Linked DNA regions of Homo sapiens: region 2 is linked to region 1. Evidence: chromatin contacts called from ENCODE Hi-C or POLR2A ChIA-PET data. All regions are on one chromosome and are shown on one strand. Each heading gives the region's core, a stretch centred on a gene start or an enhancer-like site at or near the end of the contact. The rest is flanking DNA. Distances are from core to core; before and after follow the strand shown.

Region 1 (7,839 bases), core at 3,294-5,793:
TTTTATAGCTCCCCAAATTATAAAATTTTATCTAGTTACTTTTCACACTTTCATTCCTAAACTCCATGATTCATTTTCATCTGCGCCCACTCTAAAAGAAGCAGTGAAGAACACCCAATAGGAAAATAGGTTTTATTCATTAGTCAATTAATTTAAGAACCTATAGCTCCCTCTGATGACTTTTAGACTAAAATTTTTCAGGATTTGTGTAATATTTTTAATGTAGACAAACTTACTAATCATGATGAATAAACCAAGATGACGTATCAAATAAAGAATATCTATGCCTTAAGTGGATGTGGATTAACAAAGCAATGAATCGAGTTGCTTGTTTTGTGAATTCAAGCTCACTATCACAGGTACACTTGATTGCAATCCATTTGGTCAGAAGGTTACCAAAGCCTCAGAGAAGGTTTTTCCACTAAATCCAAGAAAGTGTATCTGAAATTACAAGATATAATGTAGCTGATCCCTCTTGGAGGCACAATTTTTGACAGAAATAGCTGCACAGATTGCATCAGTTATACCTAACTTTCTGATAATTCACAAAACACCTCTTCACATGGTTCTTAGGTGGGTGGCCAGGCCAGGAGGAGGGTATTTTTAGAAGCCTGTTGCTCCCACAACTGGCGCTAACTGGCAGTGTTAGGTAATTACAAAGGGCTAAGGGAAACGCATGTAAAGAACAACAATTTCAGGTGACAATTTAAGTGCTTAATTATATACTAAAAAAACCTTATTATTTTTATTTCTCTACTGTTAAAAAACGATGAACAACTTTATTCTCTGGGTACCCTAATATTAATAAACCTTTGGTTTTATAGGTTATACTGAAGATTTGAATCAGTTTGCTGTCTGAATCAAAGAAAGAAAACATAAAACAGGAGGAGAAGATTAAATGCAAGTCAGAAATTCAGTATCTGTTTAATACATGTATTTTTACCAAAATGATGGTGAAACTAAGCCACACATCCTGGCTCACTGAAAGCCTTTGTTGGAATACGTTGTTGGACATGTAAGACACACATGTATCCTTGCTTTATGGACGTATTCCAGTAAACGAGACACAAAGTAGTCAGGTTAGCCACCAGAGATTGAAAGTGCGGCATACAAGACTCAGGACTTAAAAACTAGGAGAGAGAGGGCATATTGTACCAGACTGAATTATTTCCTGTCATGACGTGTTTAAAATTCTAATACAAAGGTAGCAGAAAAGAGAGATCAATAAATGACGTTATATTCTATGTATCCAAAAGGAAGAACTTTCTAAAGAAACGAAAAGACCAAAGTAAAAGGCACTAACAAGTAGATGCAAGTGAAGGAGTAGAACAGTATTGTCAAAGCTAAGGAGCCTGCAGAGAAAACCATCAGAATGGCTTAAACAACTACACTTTGTAAAGCAATTCAGTCGACTATTTAAAAATTTCAAGTTAATATGATGTGTAGCTGATTTTAAGGATCTAACTTACATGCAAGAAAAACATTAGTTTAAATTATTTGCTTTTTAAATATTCCTAATGCATAACAGATAAACACTGAAGTGAGGCTGGATTAATTCATAGTTGCTCTAATACCAGATGTATGTGGGTCATAAAGTAAATGGATCTTTCCAAAAGCCTTTGGGAAAACCCCGTGAGGCCAGTTTTGAGATCTATCAGTAGCAGGAAAGGTAAAAAGGATTCAGTAAAAAGCAAAGCAGAAGGTAGGAAATAATGTTACCTTAGAAACTGATGTATTGTGTATTTTTGTCTCCTTGTTTAATGTTTCTTAAAACAGAGAACATGATTTGCTTAAATGTCAAACTTGGAAATCATATTGATCTCAAAAGATCACTTCGTTCAATATTAAGTTTTAGCCTAGTCAAGAATTTCTTAAGATATACCAAATGTATTTTAAAATATTTTAAAGTGCTACTTCAAAACTCTAAACTACAATGTTTTTTAAAAGCCTTATTTCTTCACAGCAAGGAGCTTCCAGAAACCACTAAAACATTCTTGCCCTTTGAATGTCTGGGCATGGTCTCTTCATGTGTTATTAATAAGCTAGACGAAGTATTTATATTAATGGCCATACAATGAATATTCAACTGCATGTGGACTCATACCACAGGGCTATGAAAACCGAAAACCACCTTCACGTGGACTTGCCAAACTACCCGATTATACCAAACTTTTCATGGCTTAAACAAAGTTATATAAATGTTCACTATGGCAACAACACCAGATGTATGCACAAGGAAATATCTGCAATTTTAAAGGGGGAAACAAGAAAAACTGCTCACACAACATAAAAGTTAATTTTACATTAGTATCATTAATATTATACTCACACTGTAACAGCCAAATAAACCTTGTGCTTTAAAAACAGATCAGGTCACTTGAGTCGTCTGCTGCATTCCGCTAAGAAAGCAAAACCTACCATGCATGGCAAGTGTTGACACTCTTCCTCAATGACTTTTATTGTCTCTGGTCAACCTGTAGATCTTCTTTTTCCAAGCATGGAATCAGAATACCTCACTTGTAGAAAGTTACATCAGTGGTATTAAAAGCATATTGAAAACTTTAAAAAGTTGATCCAAATGGAAGTCATGTTTTTAAAAAAAATCAAAGTTATTTCTCTAGTTTATCGGAGCATTTAAGGTTTTTTTAATCCAACAAGTATTTATTTAAAGAATGATCTTTATGTGGCTGAAATGAGAATGCACACATGATAGTTTTTCAAGGCCAGCAAGCACTTCCTAACCAAATCCCCCACTTCCTTTGCTAGCTAAACATAACTACTTCAACTGTGTACATCCTTTAAAAAGTTAGAAGAGAGCACCTCGCATGTAATAGCAGGCAGCTGGGAAGCCAATTGGTGCAGTCGGAGTGCACATTTTAGAAAGCAGCTTTTTAACATTCAATAACTAAGTGGTAATTGGACACAGAAACATAAACTGTCAAACTGAATCAAAACCCCTTTGCTTTTCAGAGAATTATTTGTAAGATTATACTAGAATTAAATTTGAACATGCATCTACCCTATGCATTAGTCAAATTATGAAACAAAAAAAATGCTGTGCTTTCTTTGGATAAAATTAATGTCAGCTTTGCGTCCTTAAACCAGACCCGATCGGGAAATGAAATATGTTTAGTCCTGAAATAGTTGTGGTAATTCAATCCCTGCACTCTCCTTATTTTCTTGATGACAAAGAAAAACTCCCAACTGGCAGGGCCACCTGCACTGATTACTCCTCCATCCACACCCACAGAATATGAAAATGAGCCAATGATCATTAACCTTAATTTCTTCTAACATAAACCTCAGCTCTTTTTCAGTCTTGCTACTCAGGGAACTCCCCTGAGATAAAGGAAAAGAGAACGGGGGAAATAAGGAAACAGGGAGTGAATGCTCAGAGCAAAAGGCGGGGGGCGGTCCAAGTGAAAAGCGGAATCCACTGGCGTTTTAAAAACTGCACAGCCGGCTTATTAAACTTCATACAGAAAAGAGGTTACAAAGATAAAGAGATTCTGAGGCATCACTAACTCTCTAGATAGTGGGATACTTTCCTTTCTGAGCAAACAATGAGAAAGGCTGCTTCCTCTCCACCCTCCCTATCCCCGACCCTGGGCATCGCACTCCTCTACCTAGACATCACTATAAAAAGACAGCCAACAATAAAGATGGGTCTGGACAGTAGGAATGCATGTGTGGCGGTATGATCTCTAGTATGAGGACCAAAGGACCTCTACAACCAAAAGAGATTTCCAAGGTAAGCACTTGCAATTACAGTGGAGAATGTCTAGCACCTTCTGGTCATTCACATTCAAATACAGCCAACTGGAATCATTTTTGGTCCAAGCTGTGTGGAGCTAGATACCATTAGCATTACATCATCTTCTAATGGATGAGGAGCTAGTTGGGGCCCTTAAAAGAAACACAACTTGGAGGGGAGCAGGAAACCTTCAGAAATGCCAGTCTCTTTAGCACAGACATGTGTACTGAAAATTGTCTTGTAATGTTTGCCTACAGACCTTGGTATATCTAAAGAGGACTCCTCAAAGATAAGACCACAAAAGTGAGGAACAATTCAACAAGGCAACCACACATGACCCTGTGTAAAGCATTCCTGAAGCTGAAGGGAAAACAAACTTCAAAAATCATGACATTGCTGAATGAAAGCAGAAAGTCTTTAAAATGCGAGTTTTTCATTAAAAATATTAAATGCAAAGGCGATAAATGCTTAAAGAATATAATAAAAGTCGAAGTGTTTTTTCCTGCAAGTACATTTGCAAGATGCATGGTGCCCACCCAGTGCAGGCAGACAGAGCAAAACTTTCATCTCTCAGTTATCCCCTCATTATTTCAACCACAAATCAAGTAGCAGTCATGAGGAGGGTGAGACAGAAAGGCAGAGAAAATAAACAACAACAAAGACAGAGACCTGGTTGCAATTTAGTATTGGATTCAGAAGCCCAATTTAAACTAAAACCTGGCTCTGGGGTGCTGGCCCTCATCTCCTTCTTGCCTAGCCTACGAAACGTAAAAGGCAAACACACACACACACACACACACCCTGTATTCTCTTTTCTTTCTCCTTTTTTTCCTTCCGTAATCAGGCTCTCAAATGTCAACGGTCCCCTCTGGAAGGAAGCGAGAACAGGGTATTGAAGTATGCAGTGCCATGAGTCATCTTACTAGATGCTCTAGCAACTGCCTGTGACCCAGCAGTGAGCCAAGATAGCAGGGCTTTTAATAAAGCAGCACGTTTGCACACTCACAGCCCTGTTAATTTAATACCTGCCGCTTGTTTACCAAACAGCACGGGCATGTCTCCGTGTCGGTAACTTCCCAGTGACAGTGAGGCGACTGAATCAGGGCATGGAACAGATGCACCTTTTTACGCTCTGTTACACTGTGTCACAGACTACAGCCCCTGAGCGCATTCCTTTATTTATCCTGCAGCCAGTTGAGCTAATTGTCAGAGACAGACCTGGTTCTAATTCTGCAGAGTCCAGCAACTGCTGGAGTGTATGTAGTGAGGCATGAACGGTGCAGAACTTTAGAAGGGAACAGTTGAAAAACAGAGTCTGAGGGTAGAGGCATAATCTGCCAATATTTTACTTAGACTTTGAAAATACCACCTGTCTCAATAGCAGGCTATGGGAGTGGGGACAAAAGTAAAACAACTCCAGTGTCAGAATGAAGCAGAAGCAAGCAAATGTCAAAGCATATTCCTATGTAAGGAGAACACAACACAGCAGCAATGGCATTCATTTTCCAAAGAATATGGTTCGGCCTGTGCAGTTGTAAAATATTCACAAGCTCAAAAACCTGGTGATAACAGGCCAATATTCAATGCGGCTCACACCAGCAGTTCTGCACAATACCAGGATTGAGCATTACAGAGATACTGTGATGCAAGCCCATTAATGACACCAAAATTACTTAAAAGACTAGTCTCTCAATCCTCCAGCCATACAATTTGAGTCTGCTTGATCATGTGTAGACAAAGAAACTCCCATTTATTGTTCTCCTCACACCCTGTGGTATTAGAAGTGTTTCTTATGAGCTGTAATACCATACTCATATTTTATCAGTAGCAAGAGTTCACTCCAGTTAAAGTTCTTCACCCGTCATGGGCATTTTTCAGCAAATTAATGTCTTTTACTTGCATGACTTCCCTTCATATTATAATTTGGGGTTTAAACGGATCATAATACTTTGCAGAAAGTAAAAAGAGAAAAAGAGCTCAGTGTTGATAATTTTTACCACTTATGACTGAATGACCTCAACTGAGGAATAAAAAATTAAGTCATTTGTCTTATGAGGTACAAAGGACATTTTACGGTGTACAATTTAGCTAATAACGGGTTCAGGCCAATCCTTAAGAAGTCACATGTTTCCATTGTCCCTTCACCCCCTGCTTGTGTTTTTACCACATCCTAACAAAAACATGACCAGAACTGGTGAAAAACATACGGTTCCAACTAATGAATCACATACTTTCCCGCAAGTACAGTAAGTACTACCAGCTGTGTGACAGTCTTGCTTTGGCAGTGGGACCAGCTTAGAACAAGCCGGCTCATCTGAAAGCAGCTGTACTGAAAAACCACAAGCAATATAAGTGTGTCTGCCTTCTCAGGGCGGCTTTGTCTCTGTTCTATGTCTCTGCTCTGTCCCCATAATGTGCCAGCCATCTTGTTTAGAGAAAGTTTCAGAAATTACAGTGGTAGGGAGAAAATCCACACATTCAAAAACCTTAAGTTTTCAGAAAATGTTGTCACTTTATCAAGTGGAACGCCGTGAGAGGTCAATTAAAGGAAAACACCTCTCTCCCACATCCAGCCTTCCACATGCATCTTTTGGGGTTTGCCTTAGATGTAAAAGTGTGCGTATTTATGTATCTAAATAAGTGAGGTGGGAAACAGGGGGAGGAACGGCACAGGATCCAGCTACTTACAGATGGGCTGAGGCATGCATGCGAACACACACAAACACACACGCAGAGCAATTCGCAGATTATCAACTCATGCCATGAGCTACTGCAAAAAAGTTCTATGATTTTAAACTTGCCATTTATACAACAATAAGCTTCATTTGTAACCACAAAGCATTCTGAAAAAGATTCCCTGGCAAGCCCCAGATATTTTTACACAAATGCACTTTTCCTTTCTGTGAAACAACATTCAACTGGATAATCATTGCTGTTAAAGGGAAAGAAAGTCCAACAGCATTGGTCTAGAAATTTAAGTGGAAATAGTAGGATTTTTAAACTTCTGTAGTGTCTGAAGGCAATAAGTAATTAAAATTTTTTTAATGTCATTAAGTGATCAGTAGCTTGTATGTAAGCACCTAAGTACCATCTCAGGCTTGTTCTGCAAAAAAGAAATACCTACCGTTGTCATTCTTGACTTTTCCAAAGTCTCAATCAGAAAAATAAATACAGAGTAGTGAAATTATTTTTGGTTTTTGTCAGTGTTTCACATACAGAGAAGTCAAATGTAAGGACTAATCGGGAAGGTTTACCTTTTATGTTTACTTTTATTGCCTAATTTAGCCAAACACATTACTCTAAACTATAATGTTGTAAAGATGCTTGATTCGGCAATAATCTAATCCAAAAATTATATTAACATCACATCTTTTTATTTACACCATAGTTGTGTGAATAATTTTCGTTTTGAATGAGCTATCAATGTAATACTCAAAAAATGGCCAGAAGACTCACTACATTCAGAAGATTCACTACATTAATTAGAGAAGATCTTGGCCTCTGTGGTTTCTTCCTAAAATTCACTCTTTCTAAATGAACTTTAATGTTTGTGTGTTTGGGGGAGTTCAGTGCTGGGCTGATCAAGGGCAAGTACTTAGGGTGAATCTAGAAATCACATTGAGGCTTACAATTGGATAAAGGCAGACAGCAGAACTGGGAGCACCAACAGTAGTGGGGAAAGAGTAAAGGATGAGCATCTGCAGGCAAACATCGGACGAACTCAGGTTCCACTCCAAACCACCACATAAACCAAGTCACATGATTTTTTTTTGGTTTCCCAGTGCATATAAAATTTGTTTATTCGATGCTGTAGTCTATTAAGTGTGCAATAGCATTATGTCTAAAAAAAACAGCATACATACATCTAAAATACTTTATTGCTAAAAAATGCTAACAATCGTCTGAGCCTTCAGTGAGGTGTAATCTTTTTGCTGGCAGAGGGTCTTGCCTAGATGTTGATGGCTGCTGATTGATCAGGGTGGTGGTTGATGAAGACGGGTGGCTGTGGTGTCTACTCATAAAATAGACGGTTTGCCGCATCAATTGACTCTTCCATTCAGAAAAGATTTCTCTGTAGCATTGAT
Region 2 (7,839 bases), core at 1,795-4,294, 63 kb after region 1:
TATCTGTCTATATGTCTCTAAACTCAATACATCAACTAAGCATCATCTCACCTTTGTCTTCTTTCCCTATCAAAGCACTCCTCTGTTTTGTTTTCTTTGACTTTTTTAAAACTCCAATTAAGATCATCTGTGCTAATCAATTTGCTTTGTTCAGACATCAGTTTTCAGCCATGCATGCTAGCTTAAAAGGTGCTTCCCTCTTTCTTTTCACCCAAAAATCAGTACAATCGTCCAAACTTAAACAACGTTCAGTATACTCCACTTTGCAAGTTCACTAGTGAATATCACTGGAAAGAAAAGAAAAATAAAAGGTACTCGGTCAACGCTTCAAACATTTTTAGGTCCAGTTCTCTCATTCTTTTCAAGTCTTTTATTCTTCTTTACTAGGCTCATAAGGTGAAATGGACAGAGTGTCATCTGTCTTTGAAGTTTACAACCACTCTTTACCCAAGAGTTTCACACGTGCAGGCCAATGCGCGAGTCACTATGTGGGGAATCTTACGTGTAGATTAACCCTCATTTTCCTCTCAACACTCTTACGGAGTATGAGCATCTCCAGTCTACAAACGAAAAAACTGAGGCTTAGAGTAGGTAAATAACTAGCTCAGAGTCACATGTTATTAGGTTGTAAAACCTGGATTCAAACTTAAGACATGAGAAAGAAAAGAAAGGTTGAGAATACATTTCCAAGAATTTAATTTTAAAAAAAAATGTAATAACTACATTTAGTGGCATCCATTCTAGAGGTATTTGTTGATGTTTCATATGAAAGAAATTACAAAGAAGACAACAAAGGAAAAAGGCGCTAACCGAAATCAAGACCTGCTACCTGCTCCTTGGTCTAGGACAACATAAGTAACAAAAAAGGGAATTTATCCTCTTAACTGAGGAATAAGAAAGAAATGCAGCAGGGAGAAGAGCGGGGGCACTGTGCATTTGTGTTGTGTCACACATAGAAATAATGCTCATTCTACCCCTCAGCTGACATATGGAAGGCCACTAATGAGTTCTGCAACAGTAATTCTCCCCAGGGAGCAATAGAAGGGAAAAGAAAAAAATTAACCTGAGAATATTCCAAATCAAAATGAATCCCCCCAAAACCTTATTATAAAACCTCAATAAATGGGACTTAACTAAGGCAGATTCAGTAAGCCATATATTGCAAATTAAGTGTAAACCTCACCCGATCTCACATACACAAAACAAATTGCTACTTACCTTAAGATTATTTGACCACGTCACAAACACTAAGTTTCTAGTTCTTTTTATCTTCACAGTCACAGAATGCACTTTATAAACATTCTCAAGAGGGAAGGAGAAAGTTAAACAACTAAAATTACATGCAATTACAACTTGAGACACTTAGAAATACACTGTTTCTAAGAGAAAACATAAAGGTCTGTGAGTAAGTTGGGAGGAAATGGTGGCAAACTACCAGTATGTTTCAACAATCATAATCACAAAAAGGAACTAGTAGGGAAGTGGGTACATTTTCAAACTTAGAGTGCTAGGATTTCTGAGCAGAAAAATATATCCATAAGAATCTTTGAAAGTTGACTCCCATATTCTAAAAAATGAGGGATAAGAGATTCAAATCAAAATTGGTTCACAAAGTTCACTGAACGGTTCATGGTCTAAAAATACACCACACTCTCACCCCATCCACCACAATCAGCGTCATCAGTTAGGGAAATCTTTCAACACGGAAAGGCAAACCATATCTCTTTCTGAATTCATCAAAATGTACTAAGGAAGATACAAAAGAGATAAAAGCTGATAACCTAATTAGTTGTAATTTAGCACATCTCATTCCACCTTTTGATTTAGAAGCCTCAGAAGTTAGCCAGCCACAAGCAATCAAAAAATGATTGAAGAAAAATCAGATATCAATTGTCTAACCCCTTATTATTAGTCTATTGTAAATTAGGATAATAAAATATGGGGTGTGCCTAACCATTATTTAATATAAATTTTAAACTGATTTGGGGAATTCCGTTTTATCCACTTTTCCTCTGTGCTAACACCTAGTGCCTGTTTTAATGACATACTTGACATACTATATAGTACAAAGTTCTACAAAGATTTTCCAAAATGTTCACAGTGATTAAGATTATAGGTACTTAACTTTTATTCTTTTTGTATGATTGTATATGTTGCTTTAAAAGTAATAAAATCATTTAACTTAAAAACAAAAAAAAATGGTGAACTGTTCAGCTAATATTTCTAAACATTATGCCACAGGTTTAATTATGGAATAACTGCCTACAACTGATGTAAATTTCATTATCTTAGTACTGTAACAGGAGGTCAGAGGCCTTGAAAGGGACCCTCTGAAATCCCCAGGGCAAGTGGAGGCTGAGTACATATCTACTCTCCTGTATATACATACCTTGAAGGAATCATGGTGTGTGAGAGAGCTATTTACAACTTACTTTGTGTATAATCAGCAGAAACAAAAGATATGACAAGTATAAAGGCCTCTCTCTCTCCCCTCAGGAGAATTCAACAAGGGAGGGCCAGTGGGCATTCACTTCGGTGTCAAAAGGGCTTCCAGAAAACATATTTTCTGTGGGGCAGGGAGGAAATATGGCAGGCTTCCTACACACATAACCACACACACACACACATACACACACTCTTTGTTTACTGAGATCACAAAAAAAAAAAAAAAAAAAAAAAATGTTAGGGACCAGACTTCTGAAAAGAAGACATAAAAAGCTCCAGGTTGTAAATGGGAGCTACCGTTGAAAATATTTGAAGATGAATGGCTGTGAAAAATGGGTGGCAGAAAGGGGACAAAGGAAAAAAGAGAAAAGTCACAGAAATGATAACTTGAGAGAAGAGTCATGTTACGATGAAAAGGGCTCGTAGTCAGGGATGCCCCCTGCAGAGCCAGGGTCCACTTGAAATTTCCATTTTACTTTTAAATATTAAACACGCAGGTAGGCATCTGCCTGATAGACACTATGAAAGTCACAGCCTAAATAAACAAACTAACTTCCATGTGAGCTCCAGTCTCCTCAGTCAAGCTGGCCCCAAGCCCAGATCAGTTCTGAAGTGTATGTGTTTTGGTGGCTTCAGTCTGGCAGTGTTGAAGGGACAAAGACCTTGGAAAAGAATGATATACAATGTAAGTTTAAAAAAAAAAAAAGAGGGAGAGAGATAAACAGAAATAAAGCCCCATCAGAGTGCTCCTCAGAGACATGGCTAGGTACAAGCACTGCCGGATTCCAAGCCAAAAGGAAGACCCAATAGCACTCCAGCCTAATTTCAGTGGTTATACAATGCCAAGCGGCAAGAGGAAAAATCACTCAGATAACACAAAGAGTTCAGGAAGACCATCAAGTGAAATAGATTTGACAATAAGCTCACCAGGAGTCCCTGTGAGAAAGAGCAGATAAAGAAATAAACAAATTATCCAACACTGTAAAGATGAAGATGCACGCTAAACACACTGCTGCAAAATAAATGAATACAAAAGCAGAAACACAGGAAGGTGAGCTACGTGGCAGAGTATGCAGTTAAATTATATCTCCATTTTTCAGCCTACAATTTAACTAGGAGACAAAATTCTGGGCCTAAACTTTCTCTACCATGGGACCCCAGACTAAGACTCAGAAGGACCAAGAATATAGAACCTAAGGGCGAAGAAGGAACCCACTGCTCACTGATCAGAAAGCAACTGGTAAATCAAAACAGAGTCAAATTGGATGTGGTGGATCACACATGTAATCCTAGCACTTAGGGAGGTCAAGGCAGGAGACCAGGAGTTCTAGACCAGCCTGGGCAACACAGAGAGAAAAGTAATAATGAAAGAAAAATTAGCTGGGTGTGGTGACATGTGCCTGTAATCCTAGGAGGATTACTTAAGCCCAAGAGTTCAAAGTTAAAAGGAGCCGTGAGTGTGCCACTGCACTCCAGGCTGGGTGACAGAGTGAAACCCTGTCTCAAATATATACATACATACATACATACATACTAACGACACAGTATTTATTATCCAGCCTGAGTGACAGAGTGAAACCCTGTTTCAAATAAATAAATACAACACAGTACTTATCCATTTTCAAGGATGGAATGACCAGAAATACATTCATTGTTATAGAGTCAGATAAGGCAGAGTTGTATCAATAGGAACATGATAAGGATGGGAGATATTTTATAGGAGAAGAACTGGATAGGACAGATGCCAGTGCCTGAAGGAGACACAGATCTCCTCTGGAGTCATCTCAGAGCAATGAACTATAGGATCAGCATAAGATAAAAGAAAATGGAAAAGAGTCAATCAGTATGTGATTCTGTTATGCAACAGGTTGAAAGACACAGAAGGTGACGGAGGTGGGGGGATGCCAGGGTGCGGGGTGGAGCAGGCACAATGTCCTCACAGCCACCAGGAGCTATTTCACTAAGGTTCACTCTTGCTCTTCCCTCAGGAGCTGATCCTCTGGGGTGAGCTGCCAAAGAACAGTGCCCTGGGCTCTGTGATAGGAGCAACCTCTGCAGGTACAATTACAGGAGATTTTTCACAGCCACAAACAACAACAGAAATACCTTGTTTTTATACTGTGAAATATGGGATAAAAGGTAAAAATCTCTCTTCCCTGGTGACACCCTGAGGAGCCTAATGGACCACGAATAATGCTAAAATTACATAGAATCTTTCTTCCAGAGTGCTCAAAGGGCTTTACACGTAATATTTATTAATTCCCACATCAGACAAGTAAGGAAGGGGAGAAATTTCCATTGTACTCCTTTTACTTCTAAATGAGAAAACTGAGACCTATCACTATGGTCTCCCTCTACATTTGATAAAAATGGATAGAAGTGAAATTAAGACAAAGTTCTCTCAATGACTTCGCTAGTGCTTTACTCGAAAAACATCCTACTATTGGACAGATTTCACGTACTTCCTGCAATTCTTGCTTTACCTGGGTTTTAGCATTGGAGAAAATGAGAATGAAGTCACTTGTACCAGATCCACGGATGGGTATGGGTTCTTTTTTTTTTTTTTTTTTTTTTTGAAACAGAGTCTCATTCTGTCACCCAGGCTGGAACGCAGTGGTGCGATCTTGGCTCACTGAAAGCTGTGCCTCCTGGGTTCAAGCGATTCTTCTGCCTCAGCCTCCCGAGTAGCTGGGACTACAAGCACCCACCACCACGCCCAGCTAATTTTTTGTATTTTTAATAGAGATGGGGTTTCACCACGTTAGCCAGGATGGTCTCGATCTCCTGACCTCATGATATGCCCGCCTCGGCCTCCCACAGTGCTGGGATTACAGGCATGAGCCACTGTGCCCAGCCATTTTTTTTTTTTTTTTTTAAAGATGGAGTCTCACTCTGTCACCCAGGCTGGAGTGCAGTGGCGCAATCTCAGCTCACTGCAACCTCTGCCTCCCGGGTTCAAGTGATTCTCCTGCCTCATTCTCCCGAGTAGCTGGGATTACAGGTGCCTGCCACCATGCCTGGCTAATTTTTGTACTTTTAGTAGAGATGGGGTTTCTCCATGCTGGCCAGGCTGGTCTTGAACTCCTGACCTAAAGTGATCTGCCCACCTTGGCCTCCCAAAGTGCTGGGATTACAGGCGTGAGCCACTGCACCCGGCGGGTTCTTATATTTAAGAAAAAAAGGTACAGAATTCTATTATTCTATTGGTTTGCAATCATTCTTGTAATACATTATTTTGGAAATTGAACACCACAGGTTGTTGCTTATGGGCAAATACATTGTCAACTCTGACAACTGACATTAAATGCAATTTCAAGTATGCCACACCCAGGTTAACTTACTTTCTATCCTCAACACTCAACTCCAGCTATCTTAAAGACAGGTAATACTGAAAGAGTTCTAGCTTTGCAATTAGATCTCTGTTTAAATCTCTACCGCAATATCTTGTAAAGTTGCTCAGTTACGTATCTCCGAGCCTTGTTTCCTGCACCTGTAAAATGAGGATACTTATATTTATTGTGCAGGGTTGGCAAGGTTGAATGAGATGACACATGTAAAGCACCTAAGGATTCAGTAGGTACACAGTATATCTGTAAATGGTACTCTGCCCCCAGCCCACAAAAGCAGCACCACAGCATACCAATCCAATGAAGGCTGAGAACTTTGAGACCACGATGGAAGCCGCATAGGGGAAAGGAAAGCAAGCCACAAGGGTCAAAGGAATATTATAAGCAACTGGGGAAACTAAAAAGAGACAGAGTCACTTGGTCTCACTTAGGGACCAAGGGCCAACTCAATCATCTTTTAGAAGGCTTCCTAGAGTGATGCTGTGTTTGGAATGACCGAAAAGATCGCTGTCAGCTCAGAGGGACTTAGTGTTAAAGACTTCACTGGGTGCTGGGCGTCGTGGCTCATGCCTGTAATTCCAGCACTTTGGGGGGCCAAGGTGGGTGGATTACCTGAGGTCAGGAATTCGACACTAGCCTGGCCGACATGGAGAAACTCCGTCTCTACTAAAAATACAAAAATTAGCTGGGCATGGTGGCGGGCACCTGTAATCCCAGCTACTTGGGAGGCTGAGGCAGGAGAATCGCTTGAACCTGGGAGGCAGAGGTTGCAGTGAGCCGAGATCTCACCACTGCACTCCAGCCTGGGCAACACAGTAAGACAGTCTCAAAAAAAAAAAAAAAAAAAAAAGACTTCACTGGGGGATGAGGGGGTGAGAGTGGCAAGAAGCAGCATATCTGCCCCTCCTGCAACCAACCGTTTCACAATTAAAATATAAGGTAATTTTCTGAGTTCTCTTATGCTAGCAGCCTGGCCTATAAATTATTAAAAAGTAAAGAGTTTCCAGAGAACGTGCATGAATAAAATCTGAAGAACCCAACCCTCTGGGGGTGGGCAGCACACTGACAGACAAGACCAATAGTCTCGGTCAGTGCCCAAGGCATGCTTCTTGGCCAAAGATTATTGTGATCATCACCTGAGAGCATGTCTGAAACTCATTTGCATGCCCCACCTGAGACCCACTGTGACAGAAACTGGAGGTGGAGTCCCTCACCTGTGTTTACAAGCCCTCCACGTGATGCTGATGAGCATTAAAGTTTGAGGCTCCCTAGCCCATGTAAACTAGAAAACCAAAAAGGAACCATAAGACAAAAGCTCTACAGATCATAACTTAGTTTTAGAAAAGATATAACTTAAAACAATGGAGAGAAAGAAGAAGGAGCATACACCAAGGCATAAAATTCTTATCTCCCAACATCTCACTCTGTAAAGAAAAGAAAGGAAGCCAGGAAAGGAAAAGCTTACGAGAAAAAGCCAAAATGAGCAAGCAGCTTGAGCAGTGGTAAGGCCAACTCCACATCTGCTGCAAACATTAGAAAGAAATTATGTGGGGACAGACATTAACTGTAGCATTTACATGAAAAGCACTTTAAAATGATCCAGGTCAACTTGAACTCAGCCATTGGGTTTGCTCCACTCAGCTTCTCTACCTATCTTTCCGCGGCAATCAAGAGTGAAGATGTATTTACCTCTAATGAGGAAAGAGACTGCCTTCAAGTAATCACCATCAAGCTATTGAATGCTTTATTTTGGGGGGAGGGTGTGGCATTTTTTTAGAAAAGAGTTTACTTAGGAAGAAAATACATCCGTCTGAGTTGCTCTTACTTCATCAGAGGCACAAAAATGGAACAAATTGAAAGGGTTTCCTCCCTTGCTAAACAACACCAAAGGGAAAAAGGGTGATTGAAAAACTTATGTGAAAAAAGCAGAATAGTGAATTTGAATGAAATAGGATAGAAGAATATGTTGTGGCATCAGAAAGGGAAAGAGCAAATATTAGTTCCCAAAAATTCAACTTCACAAACTACTCATTGAACCACCTACATT

Evidence for each region. Hi-C counts contacts between places; a loop is a spot of excess contacts on that map. ChIA-PET counts read pairs that join two places held with the same protein, here RNA polymerase II (POLR2A). Pooled maps may share reads with other maps.
Region 2: a map of endothelial cell of umbilical vein shows a loop between it and region 1 (2.1-fold over the local background). The contact joins two enhancer-like sites. A Hi-C loop is called at or near these places in 3 of 168 maps with a recorded cell type or tissue (endothelial cell of umbilical vein, esophagus squamous epithelium and heart right ventricle) and 1 of 50 pooled maps. POLR2A ChIA-PET finds 5 or more read pairs at or near these places in 7 of 52 experiments (AG04450, BJ, H1 and 4 more).

What each region holds. Positions count from the first base shown.
Region 1 is chr9:16,622,147-16,629,985 of GRCh38, forward strand. All of the region lies in intron 3 of BNC2 (basonuclin zinc finger protein 2), which reads right to left. Among named protein-coding and RNA genes, the nearest start is that of BNC2-AS1, 100 kb to the right of the region's middle. RefSeq lists an enhancer at 4,818-5,351. Within about 2 kb of position 4,544, at least 12 of the 41 ENCODE cell types and tissues checked have a DNase peak (open chromatin) inside an H3K27ac peak, as active enhancers do; they include endothelial cell of umbilical vein and heart right ventricle, where a contact is called at or near this core.
Region 2 is chr9:16,686,508-16,694,346 of GRCh38, forward strand. All of the region lies in intron 3 of BNC2 (basonuclin zinc finger protein 2), which reads right to left. Among named protein-coding and RNA genes, the nearest start is that of BNC2-AS1, 36 kb to the right of the region's middle. Within about 2 kb of position 3,045, at least 5 of the 41 ENCODE cell types and tissues checked have a DNase peak (open chromatin) inside an H3K27ac peak, as active enhancers do; they include endothelial cell of umbilical vein and heart right ventricle, where a contact is called at or near this core.